2 separate regions of the Mus musculus genome follow, and region 2 is linked to region 1. A link is a loop called in an ENCODE intact Hi-C map of the cell type or tissue named here. Cell type or tissue: gastrocnemius. All regions are shown on one strand.

Region 1 (2,500 bases):
CTCAAGTCTGATCCCTGTCTACAGATACCCTAGAAAGCAAGAGATGAAACAAAGAGGCCTTCCTAGTAGGTCATGTGTGAATGGAACAGGGGAATGACTGAAAAGAGCCAAAATAAATAGCCCAGAGGAAGGAACCAGCCCTGAGTCAGACACTCACAGAAGACTTGTAGATGATGTACAGGACCTGTGCTGGGCCCTCACTAGGCCCTCAGCAACCCTGGCCTCACTCACACGTGGCCATGTGACCATGTCTCTTGATGTACCAAGGAAATGTCAGCCTTCCTGTCCTAAATCCAGTGGCAGTCTCTCAGCAGCAGACAGCATTTCCACAGCAGAGGGACAGCTATCCAAACAGTAGAAAGAGGGTGGGTTGGGGGCCAGCCAGAGCCGGCCATGGCTCAGAGATCATTTCTTTTCACAGTCATTGAAATTAGGTAGCAAGAAACACAGCGAAGCTGGGGGACACAGTCAGAGCACTGGGAGCAGCTGCAGCCCCCGCCCGGGCCTTAGGCCCAGGACCATGAGTCCAGTCAGAAGGACAGTCAGCCAGGTTGAGGAGAAAAGGCAGGCTTACTGTGAAAAGCAGCTAGTCGGCCGAAGTCGAGAGAGCAGGAGTATAGAGCGCAGACTGTAAACACCCTCCACACGGCCCACATTAGCTGGGCAGGCCCACGAGTGTTCCAGCTCAGCCGTCCACACTTCTGTCCACATAGATACCCTCAGCCCATAGCCCTGGGCAGCTGAATAAGAGGGGCCCCATACAGCCCTTGGTTCTCAGAAGGTCCTAACAGAGGCAAAGGGAATGAGGGACATGGGCCTGGCTGCTAAGTTACTAGTCAGTGACTTGGCACTCTGGGCCTTCCCCTGTGCTTGGCTTTAGAGGACCCTGCGATGCCTGTCCCCCACCCTAGCTGGCAAACCTCCCTCAGTTCTCCCAGCCTAAGGCCAGACATGGTACAGAAGCAGAGCCCTCCTCAAGTCCACCTGGACAGTTCCTCTCTGACTACCTTTACGGCAGCGTTATGACCAGACTCTTCAAGCCCCAACTCAAAGAACACTACCCCAGAGGCCTAAACAGTAAAATGGTACGGTGTTCAAACCTAGCAGGTAACAGACAGAACTACAGATCATTTTTTTCTGGTCTCTTGTCTAGGTTCATTACGCCACATAAAACTCCCAAAATAGAAGGAGAGGAACCCTCCCGCCCCCAACCCCATTGTCGGGGAGAGTATACCCCAGCCTGGCTCCTTGTTGGGGTGAGTATACCCCAGCCTGGCTCCTTGTTGGGGTGAGTATACCCCAGCCTGGCTCCTTGTTGGGGTGAGTATACCCCAGCCTGGCTCCTTGTGCCTTCTGAACCTTGATTGCCCTCAGAATACATATCCTGCCTTAAAGACCCCAAGGATGACATCCCTCATGAAGCCTGCAGGAGCCAACCCTGACTTCCCTTGAAGGACAATCCTAAGGACAGCCTCTCCAGGGAACCCTGCTGGGGAAGGCTAGGCAGGAGGGCTCTGCAGTGTGCCTTCTCCCTGAAGAGATCTGAAGCAGAGGAGAGGTGAAAGGTCACACACCCTCTCTGCTCTGTGCCAAGTTTTCTAAAGGCACCGGTGCTACTGCCCGGGTCCCTAAGAGGCCTGACCTCACATACATTTGAACACGCTAAAGCAGTTGCTCTGAACCCAATTCCAACCCGGCTGGCACCAACACAGGAAGGATAATTATTCTGGTGCAGAGGGAGGAACAAAGGGAGAGCAAGCCAATGGCTGGTACTCCACAGACCCTGTAATATCTGGCACCGAATCCCAAGGGGATCCAGTGGCCCTGTTGAATGCAACTTCTGAGTGTTTGATTTTTTTTTTCAAGCAGCATCAGTGTGTGATGCACTGGAAATCGAAGCACAGAGGTAGAGTGCGTGCTCACCCAAGAAAGGGTGGGTGTTTGGTCCTTCCATAGAGACCTGCTCCTCCCCAGGCTGAGCAGAGAGGGGCAGGAGGGAGGAAGACCCTGGGCGAGCTTCTCCCTTGGAGTACAGCAACCGAGCAACAACTCCATCGAGGGGACGGTGGTCATCAGTCCAGGTAGGAAAGCATGGTGGTAGGTGTGTTGTGAAGCAAGGCCTCTCTAGATCTCCTTCCCACTGCAAGGGGCATGGGACTGACACCCAGAAAATACACTACACACACACACACACCCCAATGCTCACTATCCCTGCCTGAACCCCTTTCCTCCATTCTCCCCTACAGGAATAGGAATCAGGATGAAGGCGAGAAAAGCCGGTGGCACGTGTATCCAATCCCTTGTATGTCAGGACAGGGAAGAAGACCGCGGTGAACATGGGCCCTTCTTCCTCACGGTATATTGCTGGTCTCCCTCCAAGCAGTCTCTACCCACGGGGTGCAGAAGAATCCACTGGCCTTCTGCCTTATCAACACTTACCTCCAAACACAGCCAAGGGGGGGCGGAAACCCTAAAGCCAAGAACAGGGCCCCTGCCCTTC
Region 2 (2,500 bases), 68 kb before region 1:
GGATCTTCTTGTCGTACTATGTCCAGTTTTCTGAGGAACCACTAGACTGATTTCCAGAGTGGTTGTACCACCTTGCAATCCCACCAACAATGGAGGAGTGTTCCTCTTTCTCCACATCCTCACCAGCATCTGCTGTCACCTGAATTTTTAATCTTAGCCATTCTGACTGGTGTGAGGTGGAATCTCAGGGTTGTTCTGATTTGCATTTCCCTGATGATTAAGGATGTTGAACATTTTTTCAGGTGCTTCTTTCTCAGCCATTCCGTATTCCTCAGGTGAGAATTCTTTGTTTAGCTCTGTACCCCATTTTTTAATAGGGTTATTTGATTTTCTGGAGTCCATCTTTATATATATTGGATATTTGTCCCCTATCTGATTTAGGATTGCTAAAGAAAGATCCTTTCCCAATCTCTTGGTGGCCTTTTGTCTTATTGACAGTGTCTTTTGCCTTACAGAAACTTTGCAATTTTATGAGGTCCCATTTGTCGATTCTCAATCTTACAGCACAAGCCATTGTTGTTCTGTTCAGGAATTTTCCCCCTGTGCCCATATCTTCAAGGCTTTTCCCCACTTTCTCCTCTATAAGTACTATATTGAATAGGTAGGGAGAAAGTGGGCAGCCTTGTCTAGTCCTGGATTTTAGTGGGATTGTGTCTTAGTCAGGGTTTCTATTCCTGCACAAACAATCATGACCAAGAAGCAAATTGGGGAGGAAAGGGTTTATTTGGCTTACACTTCCATACTGCTGTTCATCACCAAGGAAGTCAGGACTGGAACTCAAGCAGGTCAGGAAGCAGGAGCTGATGCATAGATGGAGGGGTGTTCTTTACTGGCTTGCCTCCCCTGGACCCACAAGGGGCCTTTCCTCCTTGATCACTAATTGAGAAAATGCCTTACAGCTGGATCTCATGGAGGCATTTCCTCAACTGAAGCTACTTTCTCTGTGATAACTCCAGCTGGGTCAAGTTGACACCCAAAACCAGCCAGTACAGATTGCTTCAAGTTTCTCTCCATTTAGTTTGATGTTGGCTACTGGTTTGCTGTATATTGCTTTTATTATGTTTAGGTATGGGCCTTGAATTCCTGATCTTTCCAAGACTTTTATCATGAAGGAGTGTTGGATTTTGTCAAATGCTTTCTCAGCATCTTAAAGAGATGATCATGTGGTTTTTGTCTTTGAGTTTGCTTATATAGTGGATTACGTTGATGGATTTCCATATATTAAACCATCCCTACATCCCTAGAATGAATCCTACTTGAGCATAATGGATGATAGTTTTGATGTGTTCTTAGATTAAGTTAGTGAGAATTTTATTGAGTATTTTTGCATTGATATTCATGAGGGAAATTGGTCTGAAGTTCTCTTTTTTTGTTGGGTCTTTATTTGGTTTTGGTATCAGAGTAATTGTGGCTTCATAGAATGAATTGGGTAGAGTACCTTCTGTTTCTATTTTGTGAAATAGTTTGAGGAGAATTGGAATTACATGTTTTTTGAAGAACTCTACACTAAACCCATCTGGTCCTGGGCTTTTTTTTGTTGGGAGACTATTAATGACTACTTCTATTTCTTTAGGGGATATGGGACTGTTTAGATCATTAATCTGATCCTGATTTAACTTTGGTGCTTGATATCTGTCTAGAAATTTGTCCATTTCATCCAGGTTCTCCAGTTTTGTTGAGTATAGCCTTTTGTAGTAGGATCTGATGATGTTTTGGATTTCCTCGTGTTCTGTTATGTCTCCCTTTTCATTTCTGATTTTGTTAATTAGGATACTCTCCATGTGCCTGATAGTTAGTCTGGCTAAGGGTTTGTCTATCTTGTTGATTTTTCTCAAAGAACCAGCTCCTGGTTTGGTTGTAGAGATCTGTTAAATCCATTTCTTTCATAACTTCTGTTAGTTTCAATGTGTCTCTGTTTAGTTTCTGTTTCCAGGATCTGTCCATTGATGAGAGTGGGTGTTGAAGTCTCCCACTATTGTTGTGTGAGGTGCAATATGTGCTTTGAGCTTTACTAAAGTTTCTTTAATGAATGTGGCTACTCTTGCATTTGGAGTATAGATATTCAGAATTGAGAGTTCATCTTGGAAGATTTTACCTTTGATGAGTATGAAGTGCCCCTCCTTGTCTTTTTTGATAACTTTGGGTTGGAAATCAATTTTATTCGATATTAGAATGGCTACTCCAGCTTGTTTCTTCGGACCATTTGCTTGGAAAATTGTTTTCCAGCCTTTCACTCTCAGGTAGTAGGTCTGTCTTTTTCCCTGAGGTGGGTTTCCTGTAAGCAGCAAAATGTTGGATCCTGTTTGTGTAGCCAGTCTGTTAGTCTATGTCTTTTTATTGGAGAATTGAGTCCATTGATATTAAGAGATTAAAGAAAAGTAATCGTTGTTTCCTGTTATTTTTGTTGTTAGAGTTGGGATTCTGTTCTTGTTGCTGTCTTCTTTTAGGTTTGTTGAAGGATTACTTCCTTGCTTTTTCTAGGGCATAGTTTCTGTCCTTG

Evidence for each region. A loop is a pair of places that touch in the nucleus more often than their neighbours do. Peaks named below come from ENCODE experiments on the same cell type or tissue, not always from the same donor. Only the 100,000 strongest peaks of a DNase experiment are listed, where the experiment ranks them.
Region 2: it touches region 1 in a loop (2.3-fold over the local background); 9 of 42 quality-filtered maps call a loop at or near these places.

Annotation. Positions count from the first base shown.
Region 1 is chr6:120,489,530-120,492,029 of GRCm38, forward strand. Tmem121b (transmembrane protein 121B) reads right to left here. Exons shown (of 1, transcript NM_033567.2): 1 at 1-2,500. Among named protein-coding and RNA genes, the nearest start is that of Tmem121b, 3.2 kb to the right of the region's middle. In gastrocnemius, no CTCF peak of the experiment used is centred here; DNase peaks (open chromatin) are centred at 1,541 and 1,700.
Region 2 is chr6:120,421,520-120,424,019 of GRCm38, forward strand. The region is part of intron 22 of Kdm5a (lysine (K)-specific demethylase 5A); the gene reads left to right. Among named protein-coding and RNA genes, the nearest start is that of Il17ra, 40 kb to the right of the region's middle. In gastrocnemius, no CTCF peak of the experiment used is centred here; no DNase peak of the experiment used is centred here.